Linked DNA regions of Homo sapiens: region 2 is linked to region 1. A link is an interaction called in ENCODE POLR2A ChIA-PET data of the cell type or tissue named here. Cell type or tissue: MCF 10A. All regions are shown on one strand. Each heading gives the region's core, and the rest is flanking DNA. Links, peaks and the distances in the headings are about the cores only.

What was found. Peaks named below come from ENCODE experiments on the same cell type or tissue, not always from the same donor. Only the 100,000 strongest peaks of a DNase experiment are listed, where the experiment ranks them.
Region 2: POLR2A ChIA-PET joins it to region 1 with 8 read pairs; 2 of 35 experiments call an interaction of 5 or more read pairs at or near these places.

What each region holds. Positions count from the first base shown.
Region 1 is chr12:64,116,687-64,124,890 of GRCh38, reverse strand. All of the region lies in intron 18 of SRGAP1 (SLIT-ROBO Rho GTPase activating protein 1), which reads right to left. The region is part of intron 1 of LOC105369798 (a long non-coding RNA gene); the gene reads left to right. Among named protein-coding and RNA genes, the nearest start is that of KICS2, 100 kb to the left of the region's middle. In MCF 10A, for the core only: no CTCF peak of the experiment used is centred there; a DNase peak (open chromatin) is centred at 4,110.
Region 2 is chr12:63,959,182-63,967,385 of GRCh38, reverse strand. All of the region lies in intron 1 of SRGAP1 (SLIT-ROBO Rho GTPase activating protein 1), which reads right to left. Among named protein-coding and RNA genes, the nearest start is that of SRGAP1, 120 kb to the right of the region's middle. In MCF 10A, for the core only: no CTCF peak of the experiment used is centred there; no DNase peak of the experiment used is centred there.

The DNA of each region.
Region 1 (8,204 bases), core at 2,292-6,291:
GTTTTGTAAGATATCACCATTGACAGAAACTGGCAGAAGGTATACGAGATCTCTCTGTATTGTTTTTTACAACAGCTTGTGAATCTACAATGATTTCAAAATAATAAGTTAGAAAAAAAAAGATATCAACTGCTAGACTTACAATTGGAATTCAGCTCTGATCTAATTCTGACCACAAATATTGAAGGCAAACAGGAGGACAGACTCAGCAACCAAAGAGGTGTTTCTTTGTGATTTATCTTACTGCAAGAAGCTCCTCAATTTGAGGCCTTATGATCTTTGCTCCCCTCTCCCACAAATACCTCATCCTTAGCCTTGTAATCAACAAAGGTGAGTAAACTTCTCTTCAATAATAAACAGGACAAAAAGGGGCCAAGGCAAGGGGCATATACTTACAGGAATATGCCTATGCAATGAACAATACATCATTTGCTAAAAACTGGGCATGCATTCATTTCCAAATACTCTAGAATACGTGTACACAGAAGAGATTAAAACCTGCCTATCTCAAAAATTCCCCGGGAAGTTGTCTTCTATTTGGTAGCAAACCTTCCCATTTAAAAGAGTTTATTCTTCCAAAAGTTTACTGCAATAGCCATTGTACTTATAATCATTGCATGAGAAATTCTTGGACAGACAGCTGGGCTTCTTTCTCATTTGATATATTCAAAATTCTCTGGGACATAGAAGGCGAAAGCATAAAAACCAACAAACATATTAAAAAGCTTAGGCTTCACCTTATTATATAAAGGCCCTGGCCAAATTTCAGCCAAACATTTTAAATAAAGACAAAGAAAAATGCCCCTTCTTTTTGCTTTGGATAATTTTTTTTTTCTTTTAAACAGTGACAGGGTCTTGCTACATTGCCAAGGCTGGTCTCAAACTGCTGGGCAACATAGCAATCCTCCAGCCATGGCCTCCCAAAGTGCTGGGATTATAGGTGCCTGGTCTCTAGTGGATAATGTTTGAGGCGAATAATATTTTGTATTGCAGAACCACAACACTATAATCTGCACAGTAGGCTTCCCAACAAAGTAGTTGTAAGGATAATGTTTAAAACAACAGTTTAAATCTTTTAGTGGCTGGGTGCAGTGGCTCTCGCCTGTAATCCCAGCACTTTGGGAGGCCAAGGCAGGAGGATCACTGTGTGGCCCAGGAGTTGGAGACCAGTCTGAACAACACAGTGAGGCCTCAGTTCTATAAAAATAAATAAATAAATAAATAAATAAATAAATAAATAAATAAATCCTTTAGCAATTGAATAAAACTTTTAGATTATATGTTAACACTCTGGTATTCCCCCAAATTATATTTTACCAAAACAATATAAATAGCAGCTTTATTAAACATCTATGTGTCTGCTTCATAGAGGAGGGACTATAACTTTATATTTAAAGGGAATGATCTCATTATAGTTCAAAACTTAAAGAATAAATCCTGGTTGACTTGAGATGACAGATACCCAAATATGTACCCCAGTTATTCCTATGAAAAAGAAATAAACACCCCATGGAAGAATGAAGACATGCTAGTTTTTGTTTTTTTGAGACAGGGTCTCATTTTGTCACCCATGCCGGATATAGTAGCACAATCATTGCTCACTGTAACCCCAAACTCCTGGGCTCAAGTGATCCTCCCACCTTAACTTCCTAAGTAGCTAGGACTACAGACGTGGCATGCTAATTTATTTACAAGAACTTCAGGACATGTAATTTGCAAATTCCTGTGTGAACACACCCACATATTTGTATTTGGCTTTACTTACAAAAATTAAAAGATACCAACACATGATACAGTATACAGTCTACATATACTTATGTTACAGAAATAAAGACAGAACCATTAATATTCTTTAATGACATTCAATCACACACTGTCAATGCTGGCCATTCAACATAGTTAAAACTATTCAACAGATATATACATATTTTATTATAATTGCACAATCACGACCTCTATGATCATCTCCTCTTATTATTATTTTATTTTATTTTGAGACAGACTCTTGTTCTGTTCCCAGGCTGGAGTGCAGTGGCGTGATCTTGGCTCACCACAACCTCTGCCTCCCGGGTTCAAGCGATTCTCATGCCTCAGCCTCTCGAGTAGCCGGGACTGCAGGCACGTGCCACCATGCCCCAATAATTTTTGTATTTTTAGTAGCAATGGGGTTTCACCATGTTGGCCAGGATGGTCTCGATCTCTTGACCTTGTGATCCGTCCACCTCGGCCTCCCAAAGTGCTGAGATTACACGTGTAAGCCACTGGGCCTGGCCTTATTATTTTTTTGAAACAAGCAACAGGATTATCAGACTCTGCTTATTTATTCAAATGTGGTCAGGTTATGACAGGATGACCAGATAAATCAGCAGAACATTTTATTGGCAATCCTAGTACATCAACTAGTAATTCTCAGCAATTTCATTATTTTTACTCTTTCTACTCCTGTGAGAGCCATTTCACAGTCAAGTGTCAATCAATAAGCTATTTACACACATCTTAGTCTGGTCATTGCAGAGCAAATCAATCTCAGGGCATGGTACACTGTGCCTCTTTCATATAGAAAGCCTCACAGTACTTCAAGGTCCTGCAGAGACTTCATAGAATGCTGCTACTGCTGCTATCAATAACAATAATAGTGAGAGTGCAACATGATCACTTAGTTTTCCTGCATGGGTAATATAATTTTGTGCAAAAGGGAAGACAATTCAACACAGCTGATTCCCTGACTGCCTGGTGCTGTCAAATCTTATATTTCCATTTCTTGTAATGTTATATAAAATGTGATCACACTTTCTCTTTGGAACCTTGCTGTTGCTGACATTTTTCCTCCTAGATCTGTTACCCACTGTCCTTGCAGAGAATGGTTTTGTTCTGTGATAGCCTGTCTTTCAGAAACAAAAGCTACTCTCTCTAGTGATCCATGACAGAGAAAAAATACAATACCTCGGCAATCAAAGGATAATTGATACTCTAGTTAATTTAGTTATAGGATTTTGGAGGTTGGCTGCGGGTGAGAATATCTGTCCTTTGTAAGCAATGTTTTTCTTTCCAAAAAATCAGGTGAACATGGTCAAAATGTTATCTAAAACACAGAGCACTCAGCAAAGCTCTCTTATAGTCAAGAGGTAAAAGGCAGATGGCATGATGGTGAGATTCATGTTTGGGAAGAGAGATGGCTGGGCTTTGTCCTGGCTTTTCTGGCTACTGGGGAAAGCAGGGAAACACCTAAGAGAAGGCAGCAGTGAAAAAGAAATAAACCATGTGAGAAACAAAGAAACCCAAAAGAAAGGATGGTGGCAGAGGCAGGACTCAGAGACTTTCAAAAGCAACATCACAGGCTGGGCATGGTGGCTCACGCCTGCAATCCCAGCATTTTGGGAGGCTGAGGCAGGAGGACTGCTTGAGGCCAGGAGTTTGAAACAACCCTGGGCAACACAGGAAGGCCCTGTCTCTAAAGAAAAAGAAAAAAAATAAAAATAAAAAAAGAGCAACATTTTAGAAATAGAAGCTCTCACTTTAAAGGATGTCTTGTAAATTAAGTTCAGAAAATGTCAACTGATTTTACTTTTAAAGACACAAGGAAGGCGGGGCGTGGGTGGCTCATGCCTCTAATCCCAGCACTTTGGATCCCAGGAGGATCGTTTGAGCCCAGGAGTTTGAGACCAGCCTGGGCAACATAGGGAAACCCTGTCTCTACAAAAAATACAAAATTAGCCAGGCATGGTGGTGCATGCCTATGGTCCCAGTTACTCAGGAGGCTGAGGTGGGAGGATCACTTGGCCCCAGGAGGTTGAGGCTACAGTGAGCCAAGATTGTGCCACTGTACTCCAGCCTGGGCAACAGAGTGGAAACCCTGTCTCACAGAAAAAAAAAAAAAAAAAAAGACACAAAGAAGCTTTCTTTTTTAGCAGATAGTGGACACTAGATACCTTAATTACCCTCCTGCTAGAATGAACAAAAAATGCTGGATTTAAAAGCAAACAACCAACCTTTGTAATTGCATTAATAAGCTATCAAGACAGTAAAGAATACTAAAGACCAAAATGGAATGAAAGTGGGAACCCAGAGAGGTAAGCAGAACATTAGAACATGAGTCAGATTTTGCCTTGAGGGCATTTTTCTAGCCTGGTCACCTTAAGCTTTTTAATTTTTTTTCATAGGAGATTAAGTCCAGGGCTTGCCCAGTGTTAGGGAATCTAAGCCTCTTCCCCTCCTCCCCACCCTCAGAGAATTACACCCTCAGTTTCAGAGTGAACTTCACTCTAGTGTTCTAGAACTTTCTACAACACTTCTAGTTCTAGAACATCTAGTTCTAGAAATCTTATCCCCTTGTAGCTCTCAATACCTCTCCATAGATTGTAACCATCTCCCCTGCCCTCCACCCCCATTAAGGAAATAACCTATCTTAAACCTTGACACAAATCATCTGAGAATCCCATCCACATTCCAGTTCTCAGGTAGGTTTGCAGTTTAAATTTGCACTACCTGGGTGGTTTGAAAAACTTCAAGCCAAAAATTCAATGTTGTCCTAGGCTGGTTGTAACCCAGGCAGAAGTACATGAAAACCCTCTCTGGAAGAATCTACCTTCCACTGAGCCTAAAGTTCCAAGAAATCTGTACAAAATTTACAAACACAGTGGAAAATAAGACTCAATGAGTGAGAGCCAACAAAACAAATTTGGGAAGACATATGGAAATTATCAGACACATATTCTGATGGGAAGCGCTAATGAATAAATAGCCAGAGACTATAAAAAATGATCAAGCAGCAGATATAAAAGCACATCAAATACAACTTGTAGAAAGAAATAATATTTAAAGGCTGGGCACAGTGGCTCACACCTGTAATCCCAGCACTTTGGGAGGCTGAGGCGGGTGGATTACCTGAGGTCAGGAGTTTGAGACCAGCCTGGCCAACATGGTGAAACCCTGTCTCTTCTAAAAATACAAAAATTAACTGGGCATAGTGGCATGCACCTGTAATCCCAGGTACTTGGGAGGCTGAGGCAGGAGAATCACTTGAACCTGGGAGGCGGAGTTTGCTGTGAGCTGAGATTGTACCATTGCACTCCAGCCTGGGCAAAAAAAGCAAAACTCTGCCAAAAAAAAAAAAAAAAAAAGAAACAAATAATATTTAAAAATAAAAATTCAATGGATCTGCTTAAAGCAGATTAGTTACAGCTGAAGAAATAAAAAAAAGAATTTGTGCATATAGCTAAAGAAGTACTAGAGAAAACAGACAGCTTTAAATGTTTATATTAAAAAGTAAAAAGTGTTGAAAATGAATGCTAAGCCTTAAACTTAAGTTAGAAAATGAAAAAAATCTCTACAGAGAAAGAATAAAAAGTTTATTTGGGAGACATTAAATAACTGGAAATATGTTCATGGACTGGAATATTGAATATTGTAACGATATTAATTCTCCCCATATTAATATAGGTAGAATTAATACAAAGGCAATCAAAACTCCAGTTGGGCTTTAGAGGGTTTTGTTTGTCTGAAGAACTTGAAAAACTGAGTCTAAAATTTAAGTGGAATTGCAAAGAGCCAAGAATTACAAAGCAGAGGTGTTGCTTTATGAACGATTAAGATTTATTAAAAGGTATCAAAACTAGGACAGTGATATAGGGATAGACATGTAGACTAGTAGAAAAGAATAGAGCCCAGGAGGAAATTCACACAAAGAAGATACTTCATTTATGGCAAAGATGTAGAGCAGTGGAGAAAGGACAATTAATGCTGAGATAATTGCGACAATTACATATCCATATAAAGAAAAAGGGAATGGATCCCTACCTCATCCCATACCCCCAAATAAATTGCTGGTGGAATAAAGACTTATGTGTGAAAAGCAAAACCTTAAAGGATTTAAAAGAATATATGGGGCTGGATGCAGTGGCTCATGCCTGTTATCCCATCACTTTTGGAGGGTGAGGTGGGCGGATCACTTGAGGTCAGGAGTTTGAGACCAGCCTGACCAACATGTGAAATGCTGTCTCTACTAAAAATACAAAAATTAGCCATGCCTGTAGTCCCAGCTACTAGGGAGGCTGAGGCAGGCGAATCACTTGAATCCAGGATGTGGAGGTTGCAGTGAGCTGAGATCATGCCACTGCACTCCAGCATGGAGGACAGACAGACTCCATCTCTAAATAAATAAATAAATAAATAAATAAATAAGGCACCAAAGAAGACATATAAACAGCCAACAGGTATATTTTAAAATGCTGAACATCACTAATCATCAGGAGAATGCAAATCAAAACCACATATGAGGTTATCCCACTGTGTTAGGAAACAAACAAAACAAACAAAAGGTAACAAATGTTGGCTGGACACAATGGCTCATGCCTATAATCTCAGCACTTTGGGAGGCCAAGGCAGGTAAATGGCTTGAGCTCAGGAGTTCAAGACCAGCCTGGGGAACACGGCAAAAGCCCATCTCTACAAAAAATTAGCTGGGTGTGGTAGAATGTGCCTCTAGTGCCAGCTACTTGGGAGGCTGAGGTGGGAGGATCACTGGAGCCGGGGAAGTCCAGGCTGCAGTGAGCCAAGATCATGCCACTGCACTCCAGCCTGGGTGACAAAGTGAGACCCTGTCTCAAAAACAAAAAACAAAAACAAAAACAAAAAGATAAGCGTTGCCAAGGATGTGGAGAAATTAAAACCTTTGTACACTGCTGGTGGGAACACAAAATGGCACATCTGCTTCAGAAAACAGCACAGAGATTCCTCAAAAACTTAAAAATAGAACTACCATGTGATCCAACAATCCTACTTCTGGGTATTTATCCAAAATAACTGAAATCAGGATCTTGAAGAGCACTCCTATGTTCATTTCAGCACTATTCACAATAGCCAAGATGTAGAAATGGCCTAAATGTCCACGGACAGATGAATAGATAAAGAAAATATAGGTAAATACAATGGCATTCTATTCAGACTGTAAAAAGAAGGAAATCCCGACATATGTGACAGCATGGATGAACCTGGAGGACATTTTGCTAAGTGAAATAAGCCAGACACAGAAAGACAAACACTATGTAAGTTCACTTATATGAGGTATCTAAAAGAATCCAATTCATAGAATCAAAGGGTGGAACGGTAGTTGCCAGAGGCTGGGGGAAGCGGGAAATGGGAAGTTACTAATAAGCGAGAATAAAGTTTCAGTCAAGCAAGGAGAACAAGCTCTAGAGATCTGCTGTATAACACTGTACCTATGGTCAACACTAAGGTACTGTACACTTAAGTGTTCTTACCAAAATAAAATAAAATAAGAGAATATAGGAGAATTATTTATTACCTCAAGACACAGAAGGATTTCTTAAAGGAGATGCGAAGTAAAATTACCATGAAGGAAAAGATTGATAAATTTAACTACTTTAAAATTAAGATGTTCTGTTTTGCAAAAGACATAATAAGCATTTGAAAAACAAAGCTACAGAGCAGGGGAAGATATCTGCAAAGCATATACCCAGTAAAGGACCTGATGTGGACCCACAAAGAACCCTTACAAATCAAATAAAAAAACAACTAAATACAAAACCAAGCGAAACCAAACAAAAAGAGCCCAGAAAACTCAATAGAAAAATGGGCAAAAGACTTGATAGGAATTTTACAAAAGATAAATAAACACATTATCAACCATGTCTTTTATCTTCTGACCTCTTGGGCCTTGCTGACCTTGGAGGGACAGTCCCTCTAGGGTTAGCCAATTTCTGGAGATAGTAAACAACTCACCCACAAGCAAACTTTCCAAACACCAACCTGCCCATTGGAGCCAACACCCCACCACCCTGATTATCAGGCTCTCCCACTCCAGGCCACTGCTGCCCTATTCTCGGCACCCCAGGGCCAGGTAGGTACCAGACAACTTGGGACATCCCCTAATGCCCCAGAGCCTGCTGAAATTATTCCAACTAGGCAACCCTAAAGCTGCTTACCCTGCCTCACTGATGCCTTCCTGTGGAAAGCACACCAAAGTCTTCACTCTCCCTCTGCCTCCTGATGCTTCCCCAGGTAGCTTCCCATAGCATGGCATGCCCCCTTCTCTGGGGAACTATAAGTAGCAACTGTCTTCATAAAAATGGTTTGACAGTATAGAGTAAAGCTGAAGACACGGTTACTCCTAGGCATACATCCTAGAGAAACTCCTGTACATTTTCAGTAGAAGACATGTTCAAAATGTCCTAACAGTGCATAGC
Region 2 (8,204 bases), core at 2,305-6,304, 160 kb after region 1:
ACTTTAATTTCGACTTTCTGGGCTCAAGCCATCCTCCCTCTTCAGCCTCCCGAGTAACTGGGACTATAGGTGCATGCCATCACATGTGGCTAAGTTTTTTTATTTTTAGTGGAAATGAGGCCTCACTATGTTGCCAAGGTGGGTCTTGAACTCCTGGGGAGAAGTGATCCTCCCACCCTGGCCCCGCAAGGTGGGGGAATTACAGGAATGAGCTACCACACCCAGCCTGCTAGTTGCTTTTATATAAAAATGAATAAGCCAGGCTACTGCCTGCCCTCCTCCCAAACGGCTCACAGAAATAATTTTTAAAATAAATATCAAACTTCCAGAAGGGTACTGTATGAGTAAATGCACTTAAAAGACAGGATAAAGCCAACCTATCAAAAAGCTCAGGACATAAGGCAACTTATGAGACGTGAATATGGAAATTCTTAGGAAAAAAAGGGTTAATCATTATGAATACTCATATATGAAATTTCCTTCAACTCTAATCTAACATCTTTTCCTAATCTGGGAACCAGAGGCTAAAAGGAAGACAGTCACCAAGCTCATTACCCATTACAGAAGGGGAGCCGATTTACTTACCCATTTCCTCCAGACTTGGAGTGCACAAAACCAGCTTCCAGTATCACCACCCATTTCCACTCAACAAACCTCTCCCTTCATGTTACCTCTACCCCTTGTTTTCCTATGCTGTCTTTTAAGCCTAAATTAAGAAAAAGATATTCTATTAAAACCACCCCCATTCCTTCCCTCACCCCCCAAGTTACCAAATTAAAAGAAATTCTAGAAAAAAAAAATTAGAATATGGGGTGGTAGTTTAAGTTTATATTATAGCTAACAGCTGAGAAAACTTGATCCAATGTGAATTTGGTCATAAATTCTGTGGAAAGTTTTATTTCCCTAGCTTAGCATAAGTGAAGATTTCCTTTGTTAACATAATGAGGATTTTCTTTTTCCTTTGAAAGCACAAGTTTAAGTTCTGAGTCCTGCCTTGGGTAATTTACATCATCATAAGCCTCAACTGAAATCAATCTCATTAACCTGTTGTGAGGATTAAATTAGAAAATGCATGGAAAAAGTTCAAATATAGAGCCTCATACAGAAAATGCTCAATAAAGAATAACTACTATCAGTATTATTATTATTATATCTATTGGTCCTAAAACATCTTCCCACATTCCCAAGAATTTATATTTTTGTGAGTTCTAATGTACTGCAAATTCCATTTGGGGTAGTGATTATGCCTATGAAAAATGCACTTTTGGCTGGGCACGGTGTCTCATGCCTGTAATCCCAGCACTTTGGGAGGCCAAGGCAGGCGGATCACTTGAGGTCAGGAGTTCAAGACCAGCCTGGCTAACATGGTGAAACCCTGTCTCTACTAAAAGTACAAAAATTAGCTGGGCATGATGGCGGATGCCTGTAAATCCCAGCTACTTGGGAGGCTGAGGCAGGAGAATCACTTGAACCTAGGAGGCGGAGGTTGCAGTGAGCTGAGATGGTGCCACTGCACTTCAGCCTGGGCAACAAGAGTGAAACTCCATCTCAAACAAACAAAAAAAAAGAAAAATGCACTTTTATCTTCTCCGTTATTCATACAAACATGCTTATTGTAGAAAATTGGAAAAGTAGAAAGGAGGGAAATCACCCATTCAGAGAACACATATGTTAACATAGTACAATTACTTTCTGTGTTTTTTTAAATTTATTTATTTTTTGCAGAGATGAGGTCTCACTGTGATGCCAATGAGGTCTCACTATGTTGCCCAGCCAGGTCTTGAACTCCTGGCTTTAAGTGACCCTCCTGCCTCAGCCTAACAAAGTGCTGGGATTATAGGTGTGAGCTACCACACCCAGCCCACTGTATTTTTTTTAATGTAAATGATGTTTTAAATAAAAAAATAACTTTTTATTCCTACAAAAGTAGACATATGCATCATAAAAAGTTAGAAAATGTAACCAAAATATGCTTGATTTTCTATTACCAAGCTATTAATACACTTACCATTTTGTTGTATATCTTTTTAAAATAAATTTGCCTGTTGTATATCTTTTCAAATATTTTTCTAATACGCAAAGCTCTAGGTTACATTCATTTTGATTTTCCAAAACCCAATGATGTGTTCATATACTGTCTTTGGTGCGGAAGGTACAACTCCACTGGTCTATATAGGTAGAATTTTCAGAGCATCAATACCCACTGTCACTGGGCCCCTCCCAAAAGCCAGGCTCTTTATTAGCTTACCTTGAATCCTTATAACAGTCCCAAAGCACACATTCGAACATTCCTATTTTGCAGATGTGAAAACTAAGATTCAAAAAGGTCCCCTAATTAGTCCAAGGCTACAAAACGTTAAGTGACAGAGCCAGGTTTCAATGCATCTTTGTCTGGCTCTAAAGCTCGTATTTTTTCCCCGTATAAGCCTAAATTTAAGCAAGATTACAGATTCTGTATCTGAAAACAATTAGGCGAGATCAATGGATCCAGATCCTTAATTTGGGAGCAAAGTAGTACGATTTTCATTTTACAAAAGGACAAAAGTGACTCAATATTACATAGTGAACAGGGAATTGGGCCTTAAACACAGTTAAATTGGATGAAGACACCATCATTTTAATACAGTTAGTCCTCTGCTATGAAATGTTAAAATTTAGACTTCGCTGGGGTTTTAGGTAAAATGAACACACTCTCAAGCCATCCACAAGTAACCACTAGTGAGCTGTTCTTGGGATGTAATTCAAAGAAGAAAACCCACAGTGTAACTAGGGAGTTATATAGGCCTCAAGCGTAATGCTTTCTCTGGGGTTTATTAAGTCCTACTTCTCAGGCTACTGGAAAGGGTCAATTGAGAATACTAGATGAGATTCCCAGCTCTGCCACTACTTAAGTGACCCTGGGCAAGTTACTAATCCTCTTTAGGGCTCAAGTGACTTCATCCTTAAAACAGGTATAATAAATACTCACCCTTGTGGACTCCCAACACTGTTGCATGAAGGATGAAAGGATGAATGACAAAAGGCTTCAAAAACTTAAATTTCTCATTCAAATATAAGATATCTAATAATAGTAATAACAATTATAATCATATATTGCTATAGCTAAATGTGAGAGAGTGGATATTATGTCAGACACAATTCTATTTTGTAGGAATTAACTCATTTAAATTCTATACCAATCCTATTAGATAAGTATTATTATTATCATCTCAGTTTTACAGATGAGGACTGAGGCAAAAAGAGACTAAGAATTTGCCCACAGCCACCCGGCTGGTAGCTGAAGCTGGGTGCTGAAGGCGGGTTCCTAGAATTCTTTACTTCCTCCTCTTTTCTCACTTCCCCAGGGGAAAAAAAATCAAACCAAAATACATTCTGTTCTCTCAGCAACTTCTGCTGTTCCCAATTACATAATTTTCTTTATAAAACAAATAAAACAACCTTACTCTGACAACCTGTTGATTTAAAAAATGATTTTGTGTATTTCAGCAAAGTTCTATTTGGGTATACTGGGTGATTTAATTAAGAAAAATTTCAAAGAGCTCACAAATCTCTGAAATACTGAATACTATTATCTTCTTGTATTTAAACATTTTTTTTTACTTCTAAAATGTTACTCATGAGGGAGCTTAAAAAGTTGCTCTCCCAGAAGTAAAGAAAATAGTGGTCATCAGAGACTGGGAAGGGTAGGGAGGATGGGTGATACAGAGAGGTTGGTTAATGGGTAAAAAATTACAATTAGATTGGAGGAATAAGTTCTAGTGTTCTATAGTGCAGCAGGTGACTACAGTTAACAATACATTATTGTATATTTTAAAATAGCTAGAAGACAGAATTCTGAATGTTCCCAACACGAAGAAATGATAAATGTTTGAGGTGACAGCTATGTCCATTACTCTGATTTTATCAGTCTACATTGTACACACATATCAAAATATCTCATGTACAATTATGTGTCAATTAAAAACATTAAAAAATGAATACTACTATTTTAACAAAGGTTCTCACTAAAACTTTTCCCCAGTGGTCCTGAAAAATTATACCTTGCTCTTAAAAGATGACACTATCTTAAAACTTCAGTTCCGAGAAAAACTTAAAAAGAAGAAAAATATGCCATGGAGATACAATTTTAAAGTAGTAACACTCATATTTAAAAGAAGCTCATTAATCTACTAAACAATGCACTGTCTATTGATTCTTCTCTCTTAACTGGTGGTTCCTGTGGAGTTATGCTCTGTGGCTGTTGTTGAACATATTCATCCCATACATTTTTATTTTCTCTCCACGGCATATACCCTTAGAAAGTAAGCAAACAAAAATAGTATATAAGCTATAAATGTAGGCCACAAACATAATTCTAAATTTTCTAGAAGCTACATTAAAGCAAGTAAAAGAAACAGGTAACATTTATTTTAAAAATATATTTTAACTCAACATACAAAAATACTATAATTTCAACATGTACTCAATATAAAATATTAATAATTTTATGCTTTTATGATTTCTTATACTAAGTCTTCAAAATCTGCTGTGCATTTTACCCCGACAGCACATTCAACTTGGATTAGCCACCTTTCAAACCCTGAATAGCCACGAAGGGCCAGTAGCTGCCATATTGGACAATGCAGTTCTATAGAGTAGTTTTAAGGGTATAATGAGAATTAGAAAATCAGGATGTTTTGGCTGGGTGCGGTGGCTCACACCTGTAATCCCAGCACTTCGGGAGGTCAAAGCGGACAGATCACCTGAGGTGAGGAGTTTGAGACCAGCCTGGCCAATGTGGAAAAACCTTGTCTCTACTAAAAATACAAACATTAGCCTGGCATGGTGGCAGGCGCCTGTAATCCCCGGTACTCAGGAGGCCGAGGCAGGAGAATTGCTTGAACCCGGGAGGCAGAGGTTGCAGTGAGCCAAGACTGCACCACTACACTCCAGCCTGGGTGGCAGAGCAAGGCTCTGTCTCAAAAAAAGAATGTTTCTCACTCCCAATCACCAAACCATTGGTCAAGGGGAAAAGTTAGAACAAGTGGTAATTCTGCACTGTTTAAGTATTGTTTTAGCATAAAAGTCTCCTTAAACTAGAATTTAAATAGCAGCCTACATTGTAAAAAGTGGACACTCTTATTGGGAAGTAGAGGACATATATCAGCATCCCAAAGTATGTAGTTTGAAAAAGGAATATTCAATATTACAGTGAAATTTTGTATTTGGAAAAAAAGACCATATAGATATATATACACACAATTGTCAATATCTAAATAATGACCATCAGCAAAATCTCAGCCAGTATGGGCACCCAGTGTAACCACACAGAGGGAAGCAGTGGGAGAAAATGTGGGAGAACACTATTAGGTGACTTGAAGTTCTGAAGATCAGTGATAAAACTGGAGCCCAGATCATTTAATTTCCTCCTTTCCACCTTCCCTGTCTTACTTGATTGAGGTCTGTCCTCAGATGTCTCCTCCCCTGAAAGGTTTTCTGCAACCACTTATCTAAAATATATCCACCAGCCCCCGACCTCCGTCACTCCATCCCATTACTATGGTTATTTTTCTTCATAGCACTTATCACTCCCTGACATTAGAATATACAACTATTTATTGACGAATCAGCTCTTTCTCCTTCTGGAATGTAAGCTCCATGAATCAGGGAAATTGTTTTATTCTCTGTGGAATTCTAGTACTCATACAAATCAGGGCATGAGTGGGTTTTCAGTAAATTTGTTTATTCAACAATGCTATGCACCTACCACCCACTATCAGGCATTGTGATAGGTACAAAGAGGACACCTTCAGACTTGGGCAAATGGGGGCTCTGTCCTGGTCAGGAGTCCTGAGGGCCAAGGGAATGGAGGCCACATCCTGCCCCACATTTAGAGTATGCTCTACATATACGATCTGGAATCCCCCATCCATACAGCCCAAGACTGCTTCCAGGGCCTGCCTGGCCTCTGCTCCAGGCACATCCAAGGCCCTGCACAGTGAGGAGCAGAGCTGGGGGTGAGGAAAGAAGGGGGCGAGGCTTCCAGAATTCCATGTGAGGAGATGCTAGCCAATATTAGGGGCAGGTCCAGGTAGACAAGGCACAACTCCTGTCCTAAGCATGCTGTCCAATGGAGCGTGCTGCAACTATGGACATGTTTTATGCTGACACTACACAGTACAGTAGGCTCTGGCTGCGTGTGGCTATGGAGCACTTGATACGTGGTATGGCTAGAAAATGGAACTTTAAAATTTTTGTCTCTAATTTTAATTAAAGTTATATTTATCTAGGCACATGTGGCTTATGTACGTGATATCTGACAGCACAAATCTAGTGGGGAAAAAAAATCAATGATTACAGGTTTGTATATGTTTCCAACTGCTTCTCTTACAAATGACCACAAACGTAGTGGCTTGAAACAACACAGATTTATTCTGTTATAGTTCTGGAGTGCAGAAGTCCAGATGATTTTTCAGAGGCAAATACCAAAGCATCAGGAAGGCTAGCGACTTCTGGAGGCTGTTGGGGAGAATCCATTCCTTGCCTCTTCCAGCTTCTAGAGCCTGCTGACATCCCCTGGCCCTGGACTGAAAGCACACCCCAATCTCTGCTTCAATGTCACATCATCACCTTCTCTCCCTCTGACTCTCTTGCATCCCTGTTATAAGGACCCTTGTGATTACACTGGGCCCACTGGGTCACCTAGGAGAATCTCCCTATCTCAAGATTCTTCACCTAATAACGTCTGCAAAGTCCCTTTTGCCATATAAGGTGATGTTCACAGATTCTGGGGATAGGGATGTGAACATCTTTGGGGGAGCCATTATTCAGCCTACCACAGGTTATTGAGTGCTATAGGAGCTAAAAAGACTGAGAAAGCAAGAGAGAGCCAGAGAAGGATTTTCATCAAGAAAGTGGCATAAAAAAGATCACTCTGGTAGCAGAATGACTGCAGCAAGGTCAGACTGGGGGTAGAGGAACCCATGAGGAAGCTCCTTGGAAGGAAAGAGTAGAGAAGAAAAGAGAAGCCGAAAACCAGCTGGCGGTGGAGGGGCAAGGAGAAGGACGGACAAACATGGGAAGCACTATGGAGCTGGAACCCACAGAAGCTCCGGAGGGGAACCCTCAGTCTGAAAGGATGTTGGTGGAAATGACAAGGAAAGTAAGAATTTCAGCATTCATCTCTCGGAATTCCAGTTGGTGATTTAGAATATCTGTGTCATTTTCCTATTGATGTCACCTTAAATGGATTCCACTATTGGACCAAACACGCAGGCATTTTCCACAATGTGGGTGTTGTAAAAAGTTGATCCATCGTCTAGGCACTAATTAGAACTTTCATCAGGAGTTAAGGATGTGGATGCACACATAGTACAAGGAGGCCACAGGGTCAAGTCCATCCTTCACTTCACCTCAATGCTGAGTTAAAAGGGGATAATGCAAAGGACTTGAAAGTTTCAAAGCCAGAAGATAAATCTGATGAATTCATCTGAGTAAAGTCTAGTGATTAAGCCTGTGAGCTTTGACATCTCACACACCTGGGTTCCAACACTCCTTTGCCACTTTACCAGCTTTGTGACCCTTGAGGGAGGCTAGTGAAGAACACTAGTTTCTTCATCTTTAAAGGAGAGATAAGAATGCATATTATATGGTTGTTGTAAGGGTTAAGTAATATACTATTTCATGCCCAATACAGTGTAGATCTTCAATAAACGTAATTATTATTAACTGGAAGACTTATTTAAAAGAATCATAATCAGAAAAACATACTGTTTATTACTAATAAATCTACTAAGGCTCCCATTAACAGTTTAAAAAAAACCCCTCACACAAGTAGGGATTTCAAATCTGGAAAGAAACGTTATCAGCAAATCCTCACAAAATAACTATGGATAATCTAATGACATGGGTTTAAATATTCATGATCAGTGCCAGCTGAATTGGATTTCTTGAGTTTCTATTCTAGCTTTAACTATTGCACTGGACTTCACAACTATTTTAAGGAATATAGTAAAACTTCCTCCAAGTTTAACCAGCTGTCCTGGCACCAATACTGAATTAGGAAAAAAAATTAAGTGAACAGGTGTCCTCAGTTTATGAGCTAGTTATGTTCCTGAAAGAATATATGTTGCAAACTAGATTTTGCAAATCAGAACTTATTTTCTCATAATAATTTCAGATATGTGTTTCTCTGGAAAAATTCAGTAACTTTTTAAAAATTTTAA